Regions from separate parts of the Homo sapiens genome. Here region 2 is linked to region 1. Evidence: chromatin loops called from intact Hi-C (ENCODE). Cell type or tissue: heart right ventricle. All regions are shown on one strand. Each heading gives the region's core, and the rest is flanking DNA. Links, peaks and the distances in the headings are about the cores only. Region 1 has its middle 210 kb from the start of ZNF365. Region 2 has its middle 85 kb from the start of ZNF365.

Region 1 (13,922 bases), core at 5,923-13,922:
TGGACCAATGATTCTGTCCATGCAACTGTTGTTTACTGACATGGATGTGGGCTTTGGCACCAGAGTGGGTGGATTTGATTTGGCTCCCAGAATTATCACATGCTGGCTGTATGACCAGACGCAGGTGAATAAGGGTCTCTGAGTTTCCATTTTTGTTTTCTCTAAAATGAAGATGTAAGAACCCCTTTCACTCACAAGATTATGGTAAAAACTGTGAGAGGCAATGACATATGTAAAAATGTTTTATTAAACCTCAAAATGGTCTCTGTTAATTATTTTCAGTGCATAGACCAACTTAAAAGGTTCACTTCTAGATCATGTGTTTGACAGCTCCCAGCTACTCATGGCTGATAAAGTGGACCCTGAGTGTCAACTTCACCATAGACACAAATGACATCTATGATGTGACTGGGGACAGACCCTGTTACTAGTCATGGAGCACGGTATGAGTAATCACTTGGTCCCTCAGGTGTTCAGCCATAAAATTAGAGTTGAGTTGTCCATTTACGTAGATGAAAATGCGCCATACAGCCCATGCCATGGATAACTATCATGTCCATGTAAGTCACTAACATTGCTCTGCTTTGAAGAGTATTAGAGCTCCTCTTTTGCTAAATGCCAGGGAAAATGTATCATTCAGTTCAGAAGTGGATATTGGGCACTTACGATATGTAAGGAGCTATATGGCTCAGAATAAACACTTTGAAAATTGAAATAAAGAAGGACATCTCATCTGTTGAATTAGAACTGACCATTTGTGATGGCTCAGATGCCGCCTTCTGCTGCAGAACGAGCTAAGGAACTACATTTTGCCTCACTTAGTCACCTTCGTTATTCCTTTCTGCAGGCTCCAGAGTCCCCAGAATTGCACCTGCACAGATAGCCACTCAATATTTGTTGAATTGAATGTATACTTCTTATCCAAAAGATCTTCATCTAAGACACCTTACACTGGTGAATGTGGTGGTTATAATGTAATACTTCTCTTTAAAACTCCAAGTTCCACAGATAGCTTAGACAGAATCTCTTATTTGGATGGGTCCTTGACAATCTAGCATTTTCCAAAATGCATTCCATGGAACACTAATCCTGTGAGATACTCCTTGAAAGGGAGGGTTCCATTGTCAAATAACTTTAGGAAACATTGCCCACCTCCTCTTGGGAGGTCTCAATGCAAAATGGCATATTAAAGCCTCTGAGAAGTCCTGCAGCAATCCCGTATTTTGTTTTTATTTTGAGAACCTGTTTTTAAAATTAATTGTTTTTAATTGACAAATAAAAATTACATATATTTATCATGTCCAACATGTGTTTTGAAATATGTGTAGTTTGTGAAATGGCTAAATTAGGCTAATTAACATATGCATTACCTCACATATTTATCATTTTTCTGTGGTTGTGAGAACTCTTAAAATGTACTCTCAGCAATTTTCAAGAACACAATACATTGTTGTAAACTATACTTGCCATGTTGAATGTTAGATCTCTTGAACCTGTTCCTTCTGTCTCACTGAAATGTTGATCCTTTGACCATCTCCCCAGTCTCCCCTTCCTTACCAGTTGCTGGTCACCTCTATTTGCTCTCTGCTTTTACGAGTTCGACTTCTTTAGATTCCACAAGAAAGTGGTATCGTGTGGTATCTGCCTTTCTGTGCCTGGCTTATTTCACCTAATATAATGTCCTCCAGGTTTGACAGCATGATAATATGTGACACAATTGGGTAAATTTTGCTCTTTCTTGTTATGTCAGCTTCCTACACCTCTGCTGGTGTGACACAGGCTGTGCCTCCTGTAAGGCAGCCATCCCCTTTTAGGCTTTTAGTTGCCACTTTCTGCCTGTGACATGTTTGTCTCTAGACAAACCTAACTCCCTGACTAATCTCATGGTGATACTGTGGCCTCTGGTTGCCCTTCAAGGTAAACATTAAAGGCATTTTTTTTTCTACAAATTAACTCATTTTTGAGTAGTCAATAAGTTCTAATGTTTCAAACATCAAGAGGTAAGAAAAGGTGTTCAAAGAGAAGTTTCCTTCCCACCTACCCCAGGTGTTCAGTTCCCACTTTTTATCACCAACACCACTAGAAGTAATTACTGCTTTTAATTTCTTCTTTAACCTTCCAGGCTTAGGCATATCCGTGCTGATATATATCACACACACATAAGTGGTGTCCATTCTCATTTACAGAAATAGTGCTTATTATATACATTTTTTTAAGAACAATAATTGTCATCGGCCTAAAAGATGTAAATTTCACAAAATTAGATTCTATTTCCTTAATTTCCTCATATGCAGAAATGAATAAAGATTTAAAAATATGTTTGTGGAAGGCTTTGAGCTTTGAGGTCTTGCATTTGGCAAACCAAGGTCTCCTATAGGACGAGAGGCCCCCAGCAGGACTAGTGGTATGTGTCAAGTTCTTGGATGAGCAAACCAAAGCACAAGGCCTCCTTTCAACCTTGCCATGGTAGAGGCATGGAGAGACCTCTGTGACTCCTCAATGCTTCACTGCTGATATGAAATATGCATTCTGCAAAAGCAAGCTTTAAACATAAAATAAGCCAGGTGCAGTGGCTCAGCACTGTAATCTCAGCACTTTGGGAGGAGGTCAGGAGTTTCAGACCAGCCTGGACAACATAGCAAGACCCCATTTCTAAAAAAAAAAAATTAAGAAATTGGCCACATGCAGTGGTGCACACCTGTAGTCCCAGCTACTTGGGAGGCTGAGGTGGAAGAATTGCTTGAGTCTGGGAGTTCAAGGCTGCAGTGATGGCACCATTGCACACCAGCGTGGTGGATGACAGAGCCACGAGACTCTGACTCTAAAAAAAAAACAAAAAAACCGGCTGGGCATGGTGGGCTCATGTCTGTAATCCCAGCAGTTTGGGAGGATGAGGCCGGTGGATCACTTGAGGTCAAGACTTCGAGACCAGCCTGGCCAACATGGTGAAACCCCGTCTCTACTAAAAATACAAAAGTTAGCCGTGCGCGATGGCAGGCACCTGTAATCCCAGCTACACAGGAGGCTGAGGCAGGAGAATCACTTGAACCTGGAAGGCGGAGGTTGCAGTAAGCAGAGATGGGCCATAGAGTGAGACTGAATCAAGAAGAACCCAAAAAACAAAAAAACCCCAAAACCCATACAATACAAAAGCATATTTGCCAAATAGAAAATGTCAGTGTCATTAGAAAGCTAATAAGTAGGAGCCTAGGGAGAGGGAAAAGATAGCTACAGATGTCGCACTGAGTGAAACTTTCTCAGCAACTGCTGCTTTTTTTCAATTTTAATACCACGGAAGCAGAGACTTTGACCTATCGTCAAGGCAGGATTGCAGAATGGTTCCGGGGATTTAAAGTCAGTCAGGATTGTTTTCATGTCTCAACTGTGCCACTTACTTTTTGTGTGCCCTTGGGCAAGTTACCTAATCTCTCTGTGCCTCAGTCTCATCAACTGTAAAACGGAAGCAATAGGAATACCTACCTCACTGGACTATTGTGAAGGTTATGGGAGATGGTGCTTATAAGGAGCCTAGCCAAGAACTTGACTCACATGGGTTAATATGTACTGAACAGAGGTAATTTTTAAGGGGATTTTGTTAGCCCATGCAAGTAACAATTCATTCGCTTGAAAGTTCAGACCGAGAGCAGATTGTTGAGTTTTTGGTTGTTGTTGATATTTGAGCTCTTCTTTTGCTACTGCCTTAGAAGGTCCTAATTCATCCAGTATATTTGGAGCTAATTGTATTCATTGCTAAACAACAATTTCAGTTCCAATGGGTGACAGAATCAAATTCTTTCACATTATCTTAGTCCCTGGAAATGGGTTAGTGGACCAGAGTCATCTTGTTAATTCGCAGAAATGGCCGAGAGAGGGATCCATTCCAAATCTTATCCATTAACTCCATGGAAACCGGACTGAATCCATGTTCTTTACATAGAGTGGAAATGATACTTGGGAAGTTCCACAGTCTGAAATCCAGCTCTATAATAAGAACCATGTTGCTGATGTCAGCAGCTAGGAAGCTGCAGGGTATTGAAAGTCTTTGGGACTCCAGCATCCACTCATATTTATAGCAATGTTGCTTTTTTACCCTTGAAATGACACATCGTCTTAGAATTTTAAAGAGTGTTTCAAATCTGAGCTGGCTGAGCCCATTTGCAAGCCCATGGAGGAGCTGTGCTATTGAAGAAGTAGCTGTCACCTTACAAATGAGGAATAGAGTTACATCAGAAACTACTCATCCACAAATTTCTTTAGAAGTAGGATCTTCAGACAGTTCTCAGACACTGGAGGAAGTCTAAGTCTTTGGAACCCACCACAGTATAAGTGAAGGAGACAAATTCTTTCACGTGTGGCCAGTGAAATAACAGCTAACTGAACTTGACAACATTTCAAAACATTCCCAGGAAATATGCAAGATATGGATGAGTAGCTACTAAATGTAGGTATACATGTCTCATTTTACATCCTTTGAGATAAATAGTATGAAAAAATAGTACTTAATATCTTTTTGGATGATTCTGTTCTGGAATCACCTAAATGACATGAAAATTGTCATCTGTTATGAATGAGAATAATAACCTCACGAAGTAATTTTTATCCTAAATTCAGATTCTGTCTGCTTTTCCCTCCCCTCTCTTTCCACATGCTGTAATGGGATAAATGATGTTTTCAATTAGGGAGGGATGGGAAAAATTAAGAAGCTTTAGGAAAAGTATATCCTGAATTTCCAAAAGCTGTCTAGGTCAGTCGAGAGTCTAGTCAGAAAGTGTATTCATCCTGCCTGGATATTTCCATTGACGGCGGAAGCGAGGCAGGGACAGCTGAAGATGATTACACTTGTGACCCTTTCCCAGGGAGATCCTAAAGTTGAAGGTACTTTGGAGGCTCGCAGCTTGTTACCATTTTGCCTTTATTTCTCTGTGTAAGCAGTCATGCTGAATGAATTTGTGATGCACTTAATAAACACTTGGGGGAATGATTTCTTGCTTCCTCGAGCCATGTTTTTAAATCTGGTCTACACCACCCTTCAAAATATGAAAGAAAAAAATATCCTTCATAAACCAAATGACTGTTTTTCTCAACATGGGTGAAGATTGTTTTCATTCTGTATGTGTTATGGAAAAGAATATGCAGGAGCAGGATGGCCACTAAATTCGGAGTCAGCCCTACCTGTAGGTGAGTGGGGGGTGGTTTGAGAAGTATAATAAAGTCTAGAAATGTAAGGTCATATTATTCCTTCTCTGTTTGGTGAGCCCATCAGACTCCATAATAGTCCTCGACTGGTGTCCCAAGAACACTGCTCCACAACTGAGAAAATACACTATCCAATCTCCTCAAGACTTGCTCAACTTAGACATGCATTCTTTCTCTTTCAAAACTTGTTGTGTAAAACTATATAATGACTGCATACTCTCTCTTACAAAAAACAAAACAGGGAACTTATATTCTGCTTATATTGAAGCTGAATGATTTGCTTCTCCCAGTCAGCTGAGCTCCTTCACTCAGGTGGGCTTCAGCCAACTTGGCCTGTATGCTCTTCAGGTGAAATGCCCAGATGGCTCAAATAACCAGCTTCAACCAGTTATCCCATGGTTTTGCATGCAGAGGCTTCACCTTAAGTAAATCCTATAGCATATTAGTTATAAAATTTTATTGATTTTTAGCAGAAAAATTTCTGAGAACACAATTTTAGTTTTCATAGAAGGGCAATGTGCAATGTTTTCCCAATGTTCTGTGTAATGCAGCTTAATCTAGATTATTCTGTTGACAGAGTATATTGTATGTAAAAGGAAGATAGGTTCAAGTTCAAGTTCAGAGTTGTTGGTTTTACAGTAGTATTCTATTATGTATTTATATGCTTCTAAATATCACTAATCTTAGAGCAAACCAATTGTTTAAGGATACTATAGCATTGCCAAATAGCCAAACAATGTTTCACTATCGGCTATAGCATCTGAACTTTCCTCCAGAAATTCACATACTTATTTTACTTAAGACAATGAGAAGGAAAAATTAGAATGTTCCAAAATCATAAGACTCCTTTTGTGGGGAATGCATTGCTGACTGTGTCTGCAATAAGACATTTGCAGACCTGGCTTTCCTGTGAAGGGAATTTTATTGGCTTCACAGATACCTGTGTCAGTGCTGCAGGAGAACATCATACAACATGCATGCTTCATGTGGCCATTTAAGCTTTATTTAAATAATCACAGTGAGGTGTTTTCAATTTAGCAACTGTAAAATGTATTACATATTTCCAGTTAGATAGGTTTTGGTTTTGAAAGATGCTTAATTCGTCTCCTAGAACTTATCACTTTAGGCTTTGCTTTCCTTTATCTCTCTTCTATTACTAAGAACTCTTTTATTTCCTTCTATCTGGGATCTTTTTTCTCCTATTACGGCTTTCCCTTTTACCTCCCTGTTAGCCTAGTTGTTCACTAGAATATTCCTCCAGTGTAGTTTTGTCCTAGTTGTACAGTATAGAGTAGCAGGGATGGTGGTGATATTAGTTGTACATAACAAAGAATAATTTGTAATAATAACATTAGGTTGGCGCCCTTACTTTAATGGCAAAACCTGCAATTATGTTTGCACCAACCGAATAATAGTAACAATAGCCCCCGTAGTGGAAATAGCTTGTATTTGTCTTCTAGGGACNAATAGGAAAGCAAATACAAGCTATTTCCACTACAGGGGCTATTACCCCATTTGGAGACTTGACATTCCCTTACTCTTAACCTACATGGACCCCAAACCCAGTCCTGACCAACTAGAGCATTCCATCCCCTGGCCACAGTGACTAATTCAGGGCTGGAAGTGTGATGCAAACAGGCAATGAAGCCCCATTCCAGGATCTTCAGAAAACTCTTGGGATCTCTTTCTCCTGTGGTTGCTCAGCTGGGAAGATGTCTCACCATTCATCTTGCCATCTCATGGGGATGGTCTGCCTGAAAATGAAACCAATCAGAGACTACAGAGCCAAGACTACAGAGCCAAGTGATTAGAGAGAACCCATAGTGAAGACCATGGATGAGCTCCTGGCCCAGATGCTGGGCCTTTTTTGCTTAAGTTAAGTTGAACTGGCTTCTGTCACTTGCCACTAGAGGAAACCTCACTGATAAAGAGTTAACTGTGTCATTTATTGAGCACTGCTTGTGTGCCAGGCACCAGAATAAGTATGTTAACAGACATAGTCTCATTTAATCCACACAACAGACCTGTATTTGCTGCAATTGTGCAGATGAGGAGACGGGGATTTGAAGAGGTTAAGTAATTCTGAGGCTATCCAGCTTGTACGGAACACTAGAGCCTCTGCACTGGTAATATTGATAAGGTTGAATTTAGCAACATGGGCTTGGGACATTAACTCAGAAATATTCAGGCTAGAGGGATGCCATTGGCTAGTCACTAGGGCCCTGAAAGCATCAATTTAGGCATCCTGGAGCATCCATCGTCTTTGTGGAGCTGGTTTTGGCAGAGCCGGCCATAGATGAAATCAAAGCCAGGCAGGATTTTGCTTATGTAGCCATGGGGCCAGTTAGATCCTGGAATTCTCCATGGGGAACAAGAGTGAGGACAGTCAGTTCCAAGACTTCTGTGAAAAGACAGTATGTATATCAGGCTACAAATAGTTCCTTCACTCCTGAGAGAATTAAGGGACCTCCTTAGGGTCTTGAGCTAAGCCCAAATTGAGTTAAATAACTGGCGAGAAGATGAGGCAGAGGTTCACCCTAGAGTCCATCCCAGCCAGCATTTGTGGCTTGCAATTGATTTGTCATGGTCTGGCCCAGGGCGAGGTGAGGTCATTGTTGTGAAGGTAAAAAATGATCCAAATGCATTCACCATGCCAGGCCTGGGCCTACTCGCCCTCATATCTATTCCTTGCCCTTCCTCTGCTCTGCCTTGCTGTGGGGCTGACCCCTGCAGGCTGCCTTCCCCAGGTTCCTGTGTGAGATGGCTTCTGCCTGGTGCAGTCAACAACAGGCACTGGTGAGGCATTGGCAGTGGGGAGTGAGGGTAAGTTTGGGTGTTTCTCCCTCTCATTCTCTGCCTCAAACTCATTCTCCAGCAACAGCTGGGTCTCCTCCATAGCTCCAGATTCCACAGATCAGACCCACCTTGGTTCCACCTCTGCCTCCTCACCCCAGCCTCAGTGCCTCTGGAAATGCTGCTTTCAACCTAGGAGCTATGGAGGGCCTCCTGCTGGTGCTCATCTCCGGGTCATTGGATTGTCCTTCCTTGGCATCTCAGCTCTTCTATCACCTCTGTAACTAATTTCTGTTGGAAATGCTTGTAGCATTTCTTGTTTTCTTGGTTTGCCAAAGGCTCAAAATGCAACCCCTTCTTGAGAGCAGCAACCCTACCTTTGAGCACGCTCCTGTAGTAGGTGCTTAAAAATAAGTAGGTTGCTTAGTTGGTTGATGGAACTTCTTGCCAGCCTAACCCATCCATTCGTATGTTCTGCTTTCACAGAACTGCTCAGTGGAATCAGAGATCCTGTTTTCAGCCTTCTTTTAGTGGGCTGGTCCTTTTGACTTCCTACTTACTCCTTTGCAGGCTGGTAGGAGCTGAGCAATAGGAGTCTTTCCTGAAAATCTTTCCATCTTCTCAGTAATCATATTAAGTATCTGATTTTGTGTAGGCTGGCCAGAGAAAACATACTTCCCTTTCCACTGAAGGCAAGGCATCTCATCATGACTCCTTGCTGCAATTGCTTTTTTTTTTTAATTTAAGAGACAAGTCTGATTTACACTGAAAATGGTGGTTGTGGTTTATGGACTTAGCATACTAATTCCCATTTAATGCAGCAAACTTCAGGGGTAGGTTTTCATCTGAATGGAGATGAGTCACCGTATTCTTCAACCATATATTGAAAAATACCCACCGTTAGTTAAAAAACATTTCTTTTAAGCCATTTCTTCAGAGTAAAGTCAACTTGAATTCCTTGTTTGTGTGCCTGAGAGGGTCAGGAAATTCATCTTTAGCCTCAGCCTTACACATCTGCCCACCCTAGCCTCCAGAACTCCACATTTCCTATCCAAATCTTTCTTGTTGGTTTATTTGAACATCCCTCAGGAAGGAACCCAGAAGGTTCCACTTGGGCATGTGGGGTCATCGGCGCAGCTGACTCGAGTTGGCTGAGCCAACAGTGCTACTTTGGTGGAGTGTTTTGTTGGCTGGATCATCTGCAACGGGGGTTGGCCAGCGCGGGAGAACTTGGGAGTGTCCACAGGAAGTGGATATTTCCTGACCAGCTCATCCCCTGCTGACTCTCCAGCATTTTCTTGTCTACAACTAAAACGTTTTGCCTTGTATGTTCCTGCCCAAGGCCTCTTGAGACAGTGGGTGGTTTTTTTTTCTTTTATTTTTCAACTTGTGCCAAATGTGTCAGGAGTTAAGTCCATAATGCATATATCTTGGCCCCACTCTTTTAGGAATGTGGCCTCTCTGTTTCTGACACATGCTGCTGCAGAGTAACCATATGTGTCTGAAAGCTCAACCCTTTAAACAATTTTGGCTTGGTGCTTCTGTAGAAATGACAGCCTCATTAAGAAGACAGTGATGAGATAGGCCTGATAAACTCTCCCCTTCCTGTGACCTAAATAAGAATACAAAGAGAGTGAGAGCCATCTAGATTGGATGTCCAAGAAGAGGAGTAAAAGGCAGCACCCTTTAGTCTCTTGCTTAGTACCCAGCACTGGTTTCCACTTCACTTCAGACTAGGCTGTCTAGATGGGGCCATGGGGCCACTACATCTGTCTAAAGAGGTTGTGCACTGCTCAGGAAGCACCATTCCCATGAACTCTGATGTTATACGGTGTGCAATCCACCCAACTGTGCATGGTGGCCTTGTTGTGAAAGTGAGACTTCCCTGGTTATCCTTGCTACATGTAGACCTAAAAGGTCTTCTCTCTCCAGCTTTCTCTTTGTGCAAACTTTTTCTTGACTTAAAAAAAGAGGGAGTGAGTCTTACCTCAGAAAGCTTTTATGAGACTGAATGAGCTGGCAAAAAAGGGACTTGTATTACTTGGGAAAAAAGTCTTCTCCAAAGACAATGTAGTATTATTTTTTAAAGTTGGCACTAACAAAATTACTCCCTGGGAATGAAAAATTTACCCATATGAGCTGAACTAACTTATTCCATGTGCTGGGATGACCACAGATATTAGCAAGGCCTAATGCGGCCTGGGGTCCCCAACAAAGAAGCTGACTTCAAATCAACCATGCTTTGGAAAGTTAGGGATTGTAAGTAGCCTTCAAATTATTATTACTACTTCTCTGTACTAATACAGTTCTTGAGTCAAGAATTGTAACATTCATTATTCTTTGAGTCATCCTCATCAGGAAAAAGAGGAAGCACTGGGGAAAATACTGTAGATTACAAGGGAAGATTGTCTTCAAGTTTCAGGTGGATTCAAAGAGAAGGGAAGGAGGAGCAGCTCAAAGAAAAGGAAACTCATGGAACCAGTGATGAAGCCAGAGATGGTTTTTCTGGGGAGGGGCAACCAGATTGGGCTTGAAGGGGGCAGGGTCTGAGAGCTTAGAAACAGACCCGATGGACGTGAGAAATTGCACAGACAAGGAAAAAGTTTGTTACATTAGTAGGATAAACAGTTGATTGGAATGGAGACTGTGCATTTGGGGAATGAGAGATAGTGGACTGGTGAGGTAGAATCATGATAGACCACAGACCACAGACCACAGAGGGCTATGAAAGCACTCTGGGGCCTGCCCAGTGCTCAGAACCCATGGAATGCAAACTTTCCATGGCCTTCAAACCAAGTATGTGGGGAAAACCCTGTTCTTTCACCCAGGTCACAGCCTTAGAGAATCTAAAACTTTTTTTCCCTGCACAGTCTGGTGCTTCTCTCTCTATATATAATTTCCCATGTGGGAACACACACTGCTTTGCCAAATAAATAGTCCCTTCCTATTCAGACTGGAATTTGTTTTCGAAAATATGTTTGTCTCCCAGCAAAGAAAACAAATAGACCATCCTAAGACTGGCATCCTTCAAATTAGGAACCAAAGCAAGTGGTTGTAAAGCAAAGTATTTGTCATTGATAATTCGCACTGACAGCAAAGTTTGTTTTTTTAAAGCTTAAGTCTTGAAACTCTTTTCAAGTGGTATTAAACATTTAGTCTGGACACAGACTTCCCCAAGACACAGGGGTTAATTTTCTGAATCATCACCTGACTCGGGAACTAGCCAGTGCACCATCAGTAGCCATTAGGCATTGACTTCATCATGACCAATCTATCTTGGAGCTGGACAGAAGCTCAGTTAACAAGACTTCCTTTTTTTAAATGCAATTTAGCAATTACCTTTCTTCTTTCACTTGAACTTTCTCTTTGAATCTTATTCCAATCCCAGCATATTGAAGTTATTCTTCTAAACTAACAAACGCAAACACAAATGAACCTAATAGCAAATCCCTTCCAAAGATGTTAGGAAACCAAGATTTTCTCCAACTCATGACTCCAGAAAGAGAGGAAGAGCGAATACAGCAAGCTGGAGAAATCACCCTCATGGAAGCCAGGAGATAGGGGGTCGATGCTACACAGACGAAAATAGTGCATAAGTGGCATTGGCTGGAAGAGAGAAAAGCCCACTAGGAGATAAGGCAATGAAGTTCAGAGAGGTGGGTCACAATCAGAGGGACAGAACCTAATGAATAGTCTTATCTTCCTGGAGATGAAACAGCTGTAGCCTTTGGGAAGGGAATGACATAGGAAAATGAGTGTCTGAGAAAACTTATTCCCAGAGAAGTGGGGAAGTTCAGGCTATGACTTCAAGAATTGGAGAGATTTCGAAGCCAGTATAACTGGGGATTAACCAAGGGCTCAAATCCAGTACTTGACAGCAAGCCAGACTGCGAAAGGCTCCTAACATTATCTAAAGGTCTCACAGCATTTTAGAACTAGAATGACCATACTGGAAAAAACTGTTCCACGGTATCAGTCAGCATTTGGGATTGCTTTATCCAATGTAAGTGATGGGACATTCACATCAGAGAAGCATATGTCTTCTCCCTGCCTCCCCCCAAAACTCTTCTTCTCTATCTTCCTGATGTCATATCCTGGCATCCTAACAGGGGTGGGGGGATTATATAACTGTCTGAAGTAGTGCAGAACATGAAACAATAAATAAGCTATGTAAATTGTAAAACATGAGTCATGATTCTCTTTGTTCTCTATCTTTATAAATGTATTTTTTTAATTACATATTTTTTCCTCATCATAGATGTCTAAAACCAAACCAAACCAAACAAACAAACAAAAAAATCTAAGTGCCCTCTCATGGAGAAACCTATTTTATTACATCAGATTATGCCTAGGCAACTGCTATTGAAATTACAGTGAACATTTTTTGAGAGTCCATTGTGTGTCAGGCACTCAAAACTACCTACTTCTATCCTTATTTTAGAGATGAGAAAACCAAAAATAGAGAGGTTAAGTGATTTATCCATCATTGCCCAGTTAGTAATTGTCAGAGCCAAGATTTGAATTTTCGGCTACTTGTATCCAAAGTCCATTCTTTTACCCATTACACTGTACCTTCTCTTGAGTCTTCCCTGAGAAGAGAACTCTCAAGGGACTCAGCTAAAGCAAGCCTGAAGTTGGCCACCCACCCTACTACCTGCCACTCTCCTGGCTGACACTCCTGTGTTACAAATGGAAACTTTCTACAAGTCTCTAGGTGTTACTAGGCTCTTTCTCTCCTCTGCTCACATCCTAGTCTTTAAAGAAAAAATCTTAAAGCTCCTAGGCCCAACCTACAACCCACTCTTGATAAGTAAAGAAAGATTAAAATATAAAATAGCAGCAGGGCCTAGGGAAGCCTGAAAAACTATTTGTACTCGTAATAACTCTGTAAAAGATCTATGTCCATGCCATTTTGAGGCACAAAGAATGAAACCAAAACTTTGATAGATATATAGATGACGAAATGGGCTGAGGTTAATCCCGAAATTAGGCATTTAAAAATCTTATGGGAGAAGTATTCTTCTGAGCCACTAGTCCTCAATCATGTATTTTAAGTACTTTCTTCCCTCCAAAGATTAGAGTTAATTTCTGGGGATAAATATATTGTTTAAATCAGACCTGTGCTATGTGATAGAGGTACAGTGACAAAAACAACATGCCCTTTACGAGCTTACAGATTGATTAAAGAAGAGAATGCAAGAATATAAAAGGTCGGCTCTAAGGTTTGCTTGAAAATAAATATTTTTATCAAATCATAAAATGATATGATCATTTCAATAGGTATAGGGAAAATATTCAATAAAAATTTATATCCATTTATATAAGAAACAAAATAAGAAATAACTCTTGAGAAACAGGAATGAAAAGAAACTTGCCTTATTTATAAGAAACAGCTACCAAATCCATCAAAAATCATATTTAATTCTGAAATTTTATAGACATTCTTATTTAGCTTAGCAATAAGAAAAGAATGCCTCCTACCACAGCTGCTCTTCAACATTGACTTAGCAGTCTTAACCAACACAAGAAAGTAAAAAAAGAAGTTGTAAAAGCAATGATAAGATTTGAAAGAAAGAGATTAACTGTCATTATTTATAGCCTATTTGATAATTTACATTAAAAAGTTGAATCAATGGACAAACTTTTGTAAATAATAAAAGAGTTCAGCAAGGTAATGGAATACAAAACCAAAACGAAAATTTAATAATAGTATTCAGCAGTTGTAAAGCAAGCACTTCATGCATTTCAAAGCACTCACGGATGTTTTCTCATTTACAAAAGCTCACAAAAATCCTGTGAGTTTAATACACCATCATCATTATCAGCAGCAGCAGTGCATTGACTTCATTTGACAAACGTGTATGCAAATCAGAGAAATTTCGTTTTTCTCTTTTTAAAAGCAGGGGTATCAATTAACACGTGGTGATATTCAA
Region 2 (15,315 bases), core at 1-8,000, 130 kb before region 1:
GGAGAGCTTTGAGACTTAGATGACTTGAAAGTTTAAAATATTTTACCTTAGTTGTGACTTCTTCATCAGAAAGTCAAATCCCAGGAGAAAGAGCTTTCCTTGCCATGCAGGGGCTTGGCTACAGTTCACTAGTGGTTACCGACATTCCCTCTCTGGCCCCACCCAGCTCAATAATGCCCATCATTGTTTCCAAAAGGGCTTCCCCTGTGTCTGGTGCAGACCTGTAGAGGCAGCTCCACAGCAGCATCCAGCTGACGCCACAGCCTCCTCAGAGCTGGAGCATGCTTCCCAACCACCAACATTCCAAACTGGAGGATTGTCATGGGTAATGTGACAAGGAATTTTTTCCTGCTTCTGAATTCAGGATGGATATTAAATAATAAAAATAATACTTACCCAAAGCCCCCAAGGTTTGTTTGTAGGATCTTCACCACATACTTGTCAGAGAGACAGGATAAGAACCATTACTATTCCTATATTACCAGTGCAGAAACTGAATTTCGGGGAAGTTGTGATTCCCGAAGGTCTATCTAGGAGTTTAACTTAGATCTTTCTATGCCAAGAACAGTGTTTCTTCATTGCTGCATCACATTACCTGTGCCATGAAACAAATTTAGAGTAGAAGGAAGTTAATTAAGAAAGCTGGGTGTGGATTTCAGGGTGAAGATGGAAATACTATTATTATTAGTGACTCTAGGATGTGGATCTAAATTGTCAGCCTCTCCAGTGATGGCCAGGCATGGTCAGAACAGAGAGGAAAGGCCATTTCTGTATCAGGAATCAAGGAAATTGATGGGAAAGAAAAATGCTGACCCCTCTAGGAAAATTAACCACCCCCAGAATAATGACCGCACATTTTATGGTTAACTGGAGAACAGATCGTGTTCTCTAGAATCTTACACTGACCAAGGTTGAAAGAATCTTGAAGAGAATTTCTTGTTTCTCAAAGTGGAGTACACAGCAGTCTCTTGGGGTCCTTGAAGCTACATATTAAGTTATTGCACATCTATCTCCCTGGAGCAACAATTCTATCTGATAAAAATGAAAAAACAAAACTCATGTTACTATATTAAAAACCCCAACATCTTATGGAGAAGAAGGCAGTTTTGGCCTGAATCTGAGAGGAGGAAAAACTGCATGCCTGCAATGGATCTCTTTAGATCAATACACCCCAGGGTCCTAACTCTAGGAATAAGTTTTTATTCTCTTGTATCTTTGGGCTATTTCTGTGAAAAGTTTGAAAAGCACTGGTCATGTTAGTAGACAAGTAGAAATGAAGATATTAAATTATTCTCCTATGGTCACAGAAGGACTGGGCAGGCCCAAGGTCCCTTGAATCCTTCCTACTGCCACCTTCATTGTTCCATAAATATATTCTTTGCTGTGGAAAGGTTTGTAAAATGTAAGTGTATCTTCCTGGCTTAGGGAGATTTATTGGTAACATTTTTTTAAATAATAAAAATATTCAGTGTTTGTGAAACACTGAATTAGAAAAAACAAATAATGAAATAGAAATTTATCCAGCCTATTTGGTAGAATAGCTGGAATACAAGTACTAAAAAACTTGGAGTTTGTACATCTTTAAAAAATTTTTTAAATAAATTGATGAGGTACAAATTTAATTTTATTACATCCATAGATTTTGTAGTGGTAAAGTCAGGGCTTTTAGGGTATCCATCACCAAATAACGCACATTGTGCCCATTAAGTAATTTCTTACCATCCACATCCCTTTCACTCTCTCACCCTTATGAGTCGCCAGTGCCTATCATTCCCCACTCAATGTCCACGTGGACACATTATTTAGTTCCCACTTATAAGACAGAACAGGCTGTATTTGTCTTTCTGTTTCTGAGTTGTTTCACTTAAAATAATGGCCTCCAGTTCCATTCAAGCTGCAAAAGAGTGATGTCATTCTTTTTAATTGCTGCATAGTATTCCATTGTATATATGTACCACATTTTCCTTATCCAATCATCTGTTGATGGATGGACACTTAGATTAATTCCGTATCTTTGCTATTGTGAATAGTGCTTCAATAAATATGTGGGTGTAGGTACTTTTTTTAATATGTTGATTTCTTTTCCTTTGGGTAGATACCCAGCAGTGGGATTGCTGGATCAAATGGTAGTTCTATTTTTAGTTCTTTGAGAAACTGTACTCTTTGACAAAGAAATTCTACTTCTATAGATTTTTTTCTCCAAGGAAATAAATATGAAAGTATGTAGCCATAAAGATGTTCATTTCAAGATTGTTGAAAATAGTGAAAACTTGGAAACAATTTAAATGTCTAATATTTGGGATATGATTTAAGTAAGTTGTAATACATCTTTACCATAGAACACCATTGTAGCCTCACACCCCATTTAAATGATGCTGTGAAGGTTAAAAGAGTACGGATTCTAAAACTTGATTTCTTGGGTTTGCAGCCTGATTGTGAACTTACTACCTGTTAGATATTGGTAAAGTTTCTTAAATTGCCAGTGCCTCAGTTTCTTTTTTCATTTTTTCCTTTTTAAACGTATACCTTGCTGTTCATGTACAACTCAGTGTCTCAGCTTCTTCATGAAGATAATGATGTAGCATTACACCTTCCTCATAGGGAACTTACCAGGTACTTATCAAATATTAGCTATTGGTAGATAAGCAGTTACCAAGCAGGAAAGTCATGTATTACTTCTTATTAAATACAAATCATTGGTTAACAAAAGTCTGTACAATATGACAATGTATTGTATTTTAAAAGATCCTTTTAGAAGGTCTAGACCAGTAATTCCCAAACTGTGTGCCAAGGAATCCTGGGGCACTATGGTGAATTCACAGCAACACCCATCCCAATATATTCTAAAATTTCTAGGGAAACACAGTGACACCTTTGGACACTGGGAACTACATACTACCATTAAGGTGTTTGGACTAAACTACATAATAAACATAATTTATTTTGGTCTAAAATGCTAGACAAATTTACGGAAACACTGAGAGTGCCATGAACCAAGAAAGCTTGAGAACCTCTAATCTAGCTTGTGGACATATACCAAGGTGTTGATGTTACTGAGAGGTGGTATTACATGTGCTTCATGTTTTTTTTTCTTTGCTTCTGATTTATCTAGACTTTCTAATTTTCTGCAGTGAACATTTACTATCTTAATTAAAACAATTTCTTCCTGAATCCGTGCAACAACCATTTATTAAGCACTATTTGGTGTCAATTTCTGGGCTGGACACAGGAAGGCAAAGATGCCACACCCTCAAGGAGCGCATACTTGAGGGTGAGTCTGGAATGTAAACAAATAATTGCTGTTCAGTAGAACAGGCTCTGAGACAGTGGTGCTGATTGGAGTGGGAGCTCTGAGCTCTGCTTTTGGAGATTAGTGCAAAGTTAGGCACATCTTGTGGGATAAATGGGACTTCCAACTGGAAATGGAGAAGGGGTAGAAGAATGTTCCTCCTTGTGGTTTGTGGGTGGAGACTTGGATACATTTGGTGGGGGGTTAAAAGACTGGAAAGGCAGGCAAGGTTAGAATAAGAAGGCTTTGGTGGGGCATGCCTTGGACTGGGCAGTTAACTTGTAAAGGACAGAAAAACGCTGACAGGTTTTAAGCAGGGGAGTGTTATAAATGTTGTGCTGTGGAAGGATCACTCTGGCAGCACTGTGGAGACAGCACAGGGAGGCTGGGAGAGAGCTGGACAGGGAAGGGGACCAGCCAGGAGGATTTTGTAATAGCCCAGGAAAGAGGTCATGAAGCCCCAGTTGGCTAACAACAGATTATGTAATGGGCCCCTGTGGACTAAATCAGCAAAAGCAAATGATCCAGATGTAGAACACTGTTCATCTCAAAATATGTTGGTATCTTTAAAAGTAAAAACTTTTTTTTCTGGTGATAAAGATAATACATGTTCAATACAGAAATTTGGAAACTATAGAAATGTACAAAGAAGAAAATGAAAGCATCTATAATCCCATGAACTGGAGCTGAGATATATGTATATGTACATATACTGTATATGAGAGATAAAAATTAAATATTATATTTATATTTAAATACTGATTTATAAATCTCATATATACATAGTTTATTTAAACTATGTGCATATGGTAAAATAAAATTAACTTAGAGAAGGATAGAAAATAAAAAGTAAATATTGAATGTTTACCACATGCTGGGCACAAAATATAAGAACTTACATATATTTGGTTATTTAATTCTCACAGCAACCTTGTGAGAAAGGTCTGCATGTATTCTGCCATTTTACTGATAAGTGAATTGAAGTACAGAAAGATCAATGTGACTTACCCAAGGTTCAGTAACTTGTAAGTATCAGAGCTGGGATTTGAAAGGAAACTAAGCTGTTTTTCCTCCAGGGCCTGTACCATGAAATCGTGATGGGGCAATTTTGAATGATGTATTTAAACTTCTGTTGTTTGATTCATTGACTTTACACAGTGACTCCTGACACTCCACTACAGCGTTGTCCAACTAAACTTGCTGCGGTGATGGTGATGGACAGATTCAATATCTGTTCAATCTAGTACAGTAGCCACTAGCCACATGTAGCTAGCTGTTGAGCACTACAAATGCTGCTACTGTGAACAAGAGGCTGCATTTTAAATTTTAATTAATTTAAATTTAAATGACCAACTGCTGCTAGTGGCCACCCATGGGACACCACAGATCTCCATAAGATAAAAAAAAAAATGAACACCTCATCCCTTGGTCATATTCTCTGTCCCAGTAAAACCAACTTTATTTCTTATTTCAGTCCTTTCCCATGATCATCTCCATAAAACATGCCTATATTTATATTTCTTGATTTACTGAATTGAACATTATGTTGTCCATGCCGTGTAAGATGAGAAATTATTTTGTGTACGCCACTCCCCCACCCCTCTCTTCTCATTTTTATGAATTTATTTCTATCATTGGTTACCTGTATACTTTGGTATTAGTTAAGATTCTTCTGATTGCAAGTTGGATAGAAAAAGCCAAATCCATCTGATTTCAGCAATACAAAAGGAATTTACTGGCTCATATAAACAAGATCAGAGGCAGAACTGGCATTAGACCAGGCTAAATTGAGAGCTCAATGTGAGCGGGACTCGATTTCAGCTCAGCTGTCCTCAGTCTGCACACTTCATCTTCAAGTTCTATGTGGTGACCACAGCTGTAGCTCTGGTTTCATATCCTCTTAGATTCTAGACTAGCAGGAAAGTAAGCATCTGTCTTTCTTGTAATGCTATTTAGCTGTGACCACAATGATGCTCAGTTAAAACACACACACGTGCGCACACATGCACACACACACACACAAACTCAGTGATTACAACAATAAGCATTTACTTAACATGTGTATGTGTGGGTTGGCTGAGGTCAGATGATCTAGATTGGGCTTGTTGGGGGTTCTGCTGATCTTAGTAGGAGCTGCTCACACTTCTGAGCTCAGCTGGGGGTCAGCTAATTTAGGCTGGGCTTGTATGGACAGCTCTGCTGATCTTTCTTACGCTTCTGGGCTAGTGTAGCTCAGCCCTGTTCCATATGTCTCTTATCTTCTTTCCTGAGACCGGTGACCCATCCCAAGCATATTCTCATGGTGATGACAGAGGCACAAGAGTGCAAGACCAGCTGCACAAACATGTGTACCCTATGCTGTGTCATGTCTGCTAACATCTCATTAGCCAAAGAAAGTCACATGACTGTACCCCAAATCAACCGAATGGAGACGTACTCTCCTCCCATGAAAGTGAGAAGGAGGCAGAGAATATTTCTGCACAATAATTTTCTATACCACTTAAGCAGATGGGGTTGGCTTGCTCATTTCAAAACAAGTGATGTGGCCAAGGGCATAGGTTGTACACTTTGGCCTAGACCTAGGTCCCATATTCCATCATGGGTGTAGAATTACATTCACATTTGCCAAAGCATGTGAGCTAAGAGTGGAGAAGGAAGGCTTACTTCAAATGAAGGTTAGGGTTCTGCTAGCTACATATAGGGGAAATGGATGTGAGATGGCAAACCACAGTGACAATTATAACTTTAAACAATAGACTTACAGTTTTATTTCTTGAGTCTTTGGTGTTAGATAGTATCCTTTGACACCACATGTATAACAGTTCTCTTTCATGCCCCATTTCCACTCTGTCAACTCAATCATTCATGCTATTTGTTTATATTTATGAATGAAGGGCTAGGTAATTAACAACGGTGGCTAGGTGTCAGGTGCAGCTCCCTGCCACTGAGTAGGTGTGTCTCCTCAGTAAGCATATCTGAGGTTGGTGGCTGGCTGTGTACATGGGTGGGATGTGTCAACCACAAGCTTCCCTTTAGGATGCAAGTACAGAGAATCATGCAAATGACTTTCTTTTCACCTCAAAACACCAAAAACAGAGGGCTTCACTGTGGAATGCCAAATACCATACAACAAGCCTTAGCTCTCCCAGGGAGACATCTTATTTTCTTAATAGATCAGATCTTGGGGAGGGGACGAAGGTTTCTGAATCCCCTCTTGCTGCTCCATCTGTATGCATGGGAAAAGAGGAGAGAGATGACAAAAGTCAAACGGTGCAACCATTCTCTGGTCAACCTTCTGTTAATCACTTGGTTTTTGCTCCTCTTTCCATTCCTGAGTTCTGAATCTGTTCATGTCCAACGTGAAGATTCCCCAAGGCTTCTTTGGAAAGAACATTCCACCCTTTCTGCAGCCTCCTCCTGAGTATATCTGGGGTGCTGCTTTCTCTGCTCTGTTTCATCTATCCATACTATTCACTGTCTTTCCTTCTTCCAGAAAAGTATCAAAATGTCTGCTGATGGTTTCCTTTTTTGTCTTCAGCATGGTTATGAATTTATTTCCTTAACTGACTCTTCAGCAGAATTTTGAAAAGGAGTGTAGATAAATGCAAGCATCCAGTCCACCATCTTGAACACACACACACACACACACACACACACACATATATATATAATATTGTGTGGGTATATAAATGTGTGTGTATGTGGGTGCATGCACATGTGTTTTTTTTAAAACAACATTAGATTTTGCCAGTTACATTTTTGCTACTGGCTTAATTGAATACCCTTCTAGAAGAGTTTTGAAAGCTGTTTCTTAAAACCACTTGGGGAAAACAGGGATCTTCCTCTCACTTTATTATTATTTTTTAATAATATTAGCTGAGTTTTTGGTCTTTTTTCCTACCTGAATGAACAAACTTCAGAGATGATACGATCTGTTACACAGAAATCTGTTTAAGTTGTACTTAAAAACAAGAAAAGATATGTTGATTCTAACCTCTGGAGGTCAGCATTGGCTTTATCTATATTTTGGTTTTTTGTTGTTATTTGTTTTTAATACTGAACAATCCTAAACCCTACACCCTTATCAAACTAGAGCATTCACTTCAAATCCTGAGAGTAGCTGGTGAAGAATGGGCCTGGAATAAGAGTGGGTAAATGACCCATGAAAGAAATGACTATCTTATGTTGGATCTAAAACCTAACTAGTAAATATTTATTTGTTACTGTTAGTACTATGTATACATTTACTGTATGCCAATAGTATTCAAAATATATGGTTCTACTGAGGATGGCTAAAACACACATAGATGGAGGGAGAGCTTCTGCCTAGTGGGCTTCAAATTGAAAAGATGCACAGCATTGAGATAGACACTTTCCAGGAGAAAACCATGACTCACATGGGGATGACTTCAATGGCATCTGGTTTCCATCTTCTTTGTTTCTTCTCTTGGACTCCATTCAGAGGCACTTCCTTCCAGCTGGATCTTTTAATGGCATAATGTGAAAGCAAGATCCACAGAAGTGGGTTTACAGGAGGGACTTGAAGGAGAAAATGCAGATCATCAGGGGGAGACGATGGAAAATTACACCCAGATGGGAGGGAACAGAGAATGTACACACATCCAGACTAAAATATACCAATTAAAATATTTAGGGAAATGAAGAGTGGTGTATGATTTTTAATATAGGGTAACAAAACTCTGAATGCAATAAAAAGGCAAAGTGATATAGTCCTGATTGCAATTAGCACATTAATGCAATTTCTGTTTCTAGCCTGGGAAAATATGTCAGCTCTCTTTACTTAAATGAATGGAACATGGCACTGCTTGTAGTCTTGCTGTGACTTATTCAGTCTACACACTAGCTCCATTCATGATGGCAGTACCCTTCTTTTCCTTTCAGAGCTGGAAAGGTGCTGGCGAAGCTCGCCTGGTGTGCCAAAATGACCTGGAATTGGAGGTAAAGCCACCACCTGGGTGGGTGGGTTGGGCCTGGTTACAATAACCAGCAGCCCATCTGGGTCCATATGAGAGAGACTGGAAGGGGCGCAGCAGGCCATTGGTTTCTGTATGAAAACACACATTTTCACATTCTCCTTCTCCCAAGTCATCATTAGCAAGGAGGAAAGTCTGTTTCTTCCTTTAAAATGAGGGTCCATTATATTCTGTAGCTTTTCCCCCTATATATGATGTTCCTTTTAACTGAATAGTACCAGATTTGAGTGACTTGCCACTGGTCTTATTCTCTTCTCTACCTCCAAACAGCTCTTGAGAGGGGCCATATCACTGGGAGGTAAGTGGTGATGGCATGGAGGCTGTAACGATGGTTACAGTTCTTCTGTACATTGTGGCAGTCAGACCTGATCCGAACTGACAATAAGTCAAAAAATAATTATTGAGTACTTGTCCAAGTCCCTGCAGAGATATATATTAATGAGTAATTCTTCAGTCCCTCTTTTATGTGCCAGGGATGCATTCAAGACCCGCAGTGGATGCCTGAAGCTGTGGATAGTACTGAACTCTTACATGTTTTTTCTTATAAATACATACCTGTGATAAAGTTTAGTTTATAAATTAGGCACAGGAAGAGATGAACAACAATGGCTAATAATAAAATAGAACAATTACAACAATATAGTGTAATAAAAGTTATGTCAGCGTGGTCTCTCTCTCTCTCTTAAAATACCTTATTGTACTGTATTCATCTATTTTTGGGCCATGGTTGACCATGGGTAACTGAAACCTAGAAAAGCAAAACCTCAGATAAGTGGGGACTACTGTATAGAAAATGGTAATATGAGACAGATTGCTCTAAGCCCTAAGAGAGATACAAATCAGGCTAATGGGAACAATAGAGGTTAATTCTGATGTGGTGTTGGGAGACAGGAGTACATATCAGAAGACAAGAGTTGAAACGACAATGTGGAAATGTATGGGGAGGATTCTTCACTTCATTGGTTTGGCTAAATTCTGGGGCAGCATTGGCTTTACATATAGGCCAGGGGTCCACAAACTCAGATGCCCATAGGAGCCAGACAAGCCCCATATATATGTGAATCTGTCCAGGTGTGAAGCAATCGGGAGTGTTGGAACCTGTGAGAGAAGGAGGGTCACGCCCCCACAGAAAGATCTTCAATTTCATGTTAAAAATTCAAACAATTCATGCTGTTGTCTGCAGATCTTCTCCGTCCTACAAAGACTTCCCTGTGCCTCTACATTCAGACTCAACTCCTCCACCCCAGAGAGAGACCCAAGCTTCCTCTCAAACGCACAATCATATTTCCATAACTAACAGAATCTTCTAGGGCTGATCCTCCCAGAAATATGAGCGAGCAGGCCTTAAAGACAAGTACACATCTCCACTGTGGGAGATGGGATTCTTTAAAGGGCAGTTTAATCAGCTTTCGCAGGGCGTTCTATCACACGTGGGCCAAGAGCCTAGCGCTGGAGGAGCTGGTAAAGCTGGCTGAGTCTCCTGTGATTTTTCCAGGACTGCCCCCAGTCGGAGGGGGAGGAGGAGAGCTTCAACCAGAGCAGCTGTTTCACAGGTTGAGCTCCTGAGTAAAATCTTGTCTGAACAGGGAAAGGCCTCTGAGCATAGTTATGACACAGATGGGGAAACTCCATCCCTGCTCTTCAGATGGGGGCTTGGGTGGACGCCCTGCCTGGGCTTTCCTGACCGTGTTCCGCACGGAGCTTTTCCCCTTTGGCACACAGTGTATCCATCCCATCCCCCTCCCATTCCAATAAATACAAGGCCTTGGATGTAGCTGCTCAATAAGGACAACTTAGTAAAGTCACATCAGTCCTGATTAAATTCACAGCTTGCTGTAGAATTTTCCAGAATTGAAGAATGACAATCGCGGACTTCAATGTGCTCCACAAGTAGCAAATAGGATTAAAGAGAAAATAATAAATTCATACATAGTGAAGCTAAAGAACACAAAAGGGAAAAAAATCTTACAAAAAAATTAAATTAGAATTTAATCCCTGCCTAAAATATCTGCATTCTCTCCTTTAATCCCTTCGACAATAAGCAAACCTATCAACTTATATTAAAAATATAGAGGCTTTATATTAAATCAGAATGTTGTAAATTCTGCGGGCAAACAGGAATACTTTGGAATTCTCTCCCCATCCTTTTTTTTTACTACTAGTGATTTTAGACATTTGCAAATAGTCTTTTTTGGTTGTTGTTCCTTCCTTTGGTTTAACTCAGTGATTCTCAAACTCTGGCATGCATCGGAGTACTTTGTATAGGGCTGGACCTCCACCACCCAACCATGTATACAGGGGGAGTTACATGAGATTCTCACCTGATAACCAATTAGATGTTTCAGCCACTACCTCCCCTCCCACACACACACACACAGAGGAGGCTGACTGTGGTGAACTCAACTGTGTTTGCTCTCCTTATGTTTTACACTTTCTCTTCATATCAAATAGGTACTCAGACTTGTTCTTCCTTGCTTAAGGCAATAAAGGAGAAAGCCTAGAGAAAGCTTCTTTAGGCTGGAGAAGAAGAGACTGCCCTGTTGCTCCTGTGAGCTGTGGGAGCCAGGAACCGCTCCATAAGTGTACCCCTCAGAAGGGAGGAGGCTGTGTGTACTCCAAGGGAGGCTAGACCCTAAGGGTGGGTTTTCTCACCTCCTAGAGATCCCTGGCATCCCACATGTGGCCTGAAATAGCAGAGATGAGATCTAAGTGGGCCATGTAGACTGCGACAATTGCTACTTCAGCACTAACCAGTGTAGACAGATGACAAAATACTAGAGTAGTCTTCCCTCAACATTGCATAAGACCCTGTACTCTGTAAGACCCAGACTTTTGCAGAATCCTGGTGTGTGGGGGTGTGAGAGCAGCCCAAGCATGGCTGGATTAAATTTCCTGCCAGCTTGGTGGGCTGGTTACTCAGAATCCAAATTTAATTTGATGTAAGGAAATCTAAAAATTTTATGTTTCTTGAACACATGAATTTATAGACTGAGATTTACACCTATTTCAAATATTGAATGCCTTGCTAATGGGAAAGATTTGCTGACAGCTACAAGGGATCTATCTCTGCCAGCTTGGGATGGATATGTCCCATGAAAATACATTTCTGAAAGGTGAGCTCATGTCAGCAGTGGGAAGCCGTAAAGGTTGAACTATACCAGTAGTTCAGTTTCTCAGTTTTTCCAAGGCCTTGTTGTGGATCATTTAGCTAGTGCCCTGATCTATCCTTGCCAATACTTTTGAGGGTTAAAAAACAAACATCAAAGTGCACACATTGAAAAACAAACCAACAAACAGCTTCACTCTTAAAAATCACTTTATTAGGCTCAAGATGAGCTCCTGCGTGCAAAGCTCTCAACAGCTAGAAACTGTGGGGCAGGCAGCCGCCTACTTCCCATCCAAGTCATGGTGCTTAGGGTTCAACTTGAATGGCTAATTACTGGTCACCTCACCTTCTTGTCAAAGCCAAAAGATTATACTTAATGCACAACTTAAGCCGTCCCCTGGACCTCACTTATTTGGGCTGGCAATCACGTTTTCTGTTCCCCTCCCCACTTACCTTAAGTTTTAGTAATTGCCCTCTGGGCTCAAAAGAGCATCCCACTAAGCCATTGAAATGTTGAAAAGCTCCCTCACATGGGACATGTTTATCTGCACTCAGAAAAAGAGCCGGGACAAATATGTGCGGCTTTGGTACATGACAGGATGCAGATTTCTTGTGAGCAATTTCTTAACTTTCAGCTTAGTAATAACTATAATCAATGCAGTGCCTTTAGAGTTGGTTAGAAGTGTTGTTACACAGTAACTAGAAACTTTAAAGATGGTAAATAAATCATAATGGTGATATTTTCCACAGTGTAAACATAATGCCCAGTATCCCTTTGGGCTTTGCAAAATGCAGGAACACTTGCTCAATCCATCTTTCTAGGAATAAAGAAGAGAAAGCCCCTTTTCTAGCTCTTCTCTAGCCCTTCCTGCTGTGGGATTTCTAGTAGAAGGACTTGCTCAACTCTGGGTAGCTTTTTCAAGGTTGCATCCAATGATCTACTACCAACTAACAGGTCACCCCTCCAACGGATGAGAGACTCAAACTGTGCATTTTGGGATCACTTTAAAACACTGACACCAGCGGGATGTAGGTGTAGTCATCAAAATGGAGCCAGGTGGACATTATCAATAAAAAAACAAAAGTCTTTCAACTCCAATAGGCCTAATATTGAGCCTCACAACCCAGTCTTGAGCAATGAGAGCCTGGATAAGTAAATAACTTAAGAGATAAATACATGTGTAAGCCTCACCTGTAGGGTGAGCATTATAATGACTTTGGGACTCACCATATTCTTTTCTGTGTCAAGTTCCTATGCAATTCATTCTTCCTGCCTTGCTAATTCTTATTCATGCTTACTAGCTCATTGTAAATATGATTTTTCTCCAAAAACTTTCCTGCTATGATCTCCCATATATGTTAGCCCCCACTGCATGGTCTTCCTCTCAAAACACCCCATCCTATTTCTTCACAACACGTAAGAGGATTGTAACTAAATCATTTTCTCTGTAATTTGTCTCCATTGTTGGAATTTAAGATCCAGAGGGGCAAGGAGTGTTTCTTTTGCTTACTGTGGTATCCCAAGCGCCTTGTACACAGCCTTACTCATAGCAGATGTTCAGTAAATAGTTGTTGAATGAATGGATGGTTGCTCTGTCTGTTGAGGTTGGTGTAAGGATTGTGAGGCAATGCCTCTAACAGAATCTGCACATAGAAGCAGTCACATCAATCCATTTTAGCTTTATTCCTCCTTTCTTTCACTGGTGTTTGACAGATATATTCCTTTCCCCATTTTCTTCCACAAACTCCAGATTTTTTATTTCCTGGCAAAGAATAATAATTTTAGAGCTGGGGGTATAGGAGGATTATCACTTTATGGATCCTCATGTTAGGGACACAATACTCGAAGTCATAAGAGAAATTGTTAATTGTCAGAGTCACATAATCTATGTGATGGTGATGGTGATGGTGGCGGTGGCCCATCTGGAGTGGCCACTACAAGGATGCCAGCTATAGCAAGGGAGGCGCAGCCAGAGCTGTGCACTCTGCAGCACCAGCAGGGGCCGGAAGCAGGTGGTGCCAACAGGAGCCCTGCACCCTATCAAGTTGGTGGGATGGGAGCCTGTGCTCCCGGGTGCAGATGCAGCTGCCCAGCCACCCAGCTACAGCTCCAGATCCAAGCATCCCTTTGCTCTCAGGATCCCAGGAAGCCCCCTACCCCTGCAGGCTTGGAAGTGCCTGCTCCTGTTCCCTGGCCTTGTCCTGCTCCCGGAGCCCACTTCAGTGCAGAGCAAAGTTGTAGCTAAGCCTGGGTGCTGTCGCAACCTGGTCAGGTTGCACATGCTTGGAGCAGCGCTGACACACCAGTCGCCTCTCCAACTGCCTTGGCTTCCTCCAGGCTTTGGGCACTGACAAGTGTGAGAGGGAGGCCAGGGTACTGAGGGTGGCTTGGTGCAGGCCTGCAGGTGCCCTTTGATGTGGACAGCCTGGGCGCTGTGGATGGCACGTTGATGGTGGTGGGGGGCAGACAGGTTCCTAGGTGGGAAGGGGTGTGTCCCTAGTGAAAACCCACCTTCAAGCCAGGAATGCTCTGGAGGCTGGGCTGCCAGTTCCAGGTGGAGTCCATGACCCAGAGTGAGAACTCATGGTGTTTTTTCAGGCCCACCCATGGCTTCCCATGGACCAATCAGCATGCACTTTTTGAGCCCATAAAAACCCCAGACTCAGCTAGACTCAGACACTCACTGGGACAACCTGCCTGTGGATAGAGGCTACCCACTTTGGGTCTCCTGAGAGCTGTTCTGCAGCTCAGTAAAGCTCCTCTCTGCCTGGCTCACCCTCCAGTTATCCACATAACCTCATTCTTCCTGGATGTGGGACAAGAACTTGGGACCCACTGAATGATGGGAGTGAAAGGAGCTGTAACACGTTCCTGGCTGGCTTACTGAGCTGCAGGCAGTGACACACTCCCAGACTGTGGAAGTGAAGCATCGCAACCCTTCTTGGGGCCCAGACCCCAGGGTTCCCTGAGCCAGAGCTGTTGTAACACTACAGCCCTCCCATGCTTCACTTGCACCCAGAAGCCACCCCATGGGATGAGAAGCAGCAGTGGGGACAGGCCAGTCCAAGAGCTGTGGACCTGAGTGGGGCAGTGGGACTAACACAGCTGTAACACAAATAGGCTGAAACATATCCACCACTCTGTGCACACCCCTACTCACTGCACTGCGGGCGACAAGAAGGAGAGAAGAGTTGAAGCCCTTCTGGAAGCCCAGACCTTGGGGCTTCCCGAACCTGAGCTGTGACACACTGTAACACCCTCTTTGGGGTTCTGTAGTTCCTGGCATCTCCAAGCTTTCAGGTGCCACTGCATTCCCCTTGTCTGTCCAGACCCTGGTGCCTGCAGTGGCAGTCACTTGGGGCATGCAGCCTCACATGAAGCCAGTGCCTGTGCTGGCACCTGGAGCTGCCCACTCTGCTGCAGCAGCTGGTGTGCCTGGCTGTGCACAGCAGCGAGACCCTGCCCCTGCTCATGCATTCACACACCCCCTGCCACTCTGTGCCTGGCTTGTCCTTAGCAAGTATGGGATCTGGGCCAGTAGCACGGGCCGAGCACAGCCTGCTGGGCTGTGTGGGTGAGACAAGCCCAGCAGGAGTAAGCAAAACCCAAGCAGAGGCACTGCTGGCCATAGAGGTTTCTGGCTGGTGAAATGACACCCTAAGCATTCTGTGACAATGGTGCATTTGGTGCAAGGTCTCTAGCTTCTGCTTCTTTGTCTATAGCTCTAGCCTTTGTATTGCACTCAGTATATACTATAGTTTTTTTTTTTTCTTAATCACCAACATTTGCTAAAACTTTTGCCTAACCAGAGCATTCAACAGGTTACTTGAAATGCTAACCTTATAAGAGTCTGACCTGGCTGAGACTGTTTTTATTTTTTGGGACAGGGTCTCACTCTGTTGCCCAGGCTGGAGTATAGTGGTAT

Evidence for each region. Peaks named below come from ENCODE experiments on the same cell type or tissue, not always from the same donor. Only the 100,000 strongest peaks of a DNase experiment are listed, where the experiment ranks them.
Region 2: a loop joins it to region 1, with 2.8 times the contacts of the local background. A loop is called at or near these places in 6 of 110 quality-filtered maps.

Annotation. Positions count from the first base shown.
Region 1 is chr10:62,573,737-62,587,658 of GRCh38, forward strand. No RefSeq gene overlaps it. Among named protein-coding and RNA genes, the nearest start is that of ZNF365, 210 kb to the left of the region's middle. In heart right ventricle, for the core only: no CTCF peak of the experiment used is centred there; DNase peaks (open chromatin) are centred at 9,195 and 11,865; H3K27ac peaks cover 5,855 bases.
Region 2 is chr10:62,451,550-62,466,864 of GRCh38, forward strand. It overlaps a transcript of ZNF365 not described here. Among named protein-coding and RNA genes, the nearest start is that of ZNF365, 85 kb to the left of the region's middle. RefSeq lists enhancers at 5,928-5,977, 13,255-13,756. In heart right ventricle, for the core only: no CTCF peak of the experiment used is centred there; DNase peaks (open chromatin) are centred at 3,339, 3,672, 5,116 and 5,331; H3K27ac peaks cover 3,958 bases; H3K27me3 peaks cover 268 bases.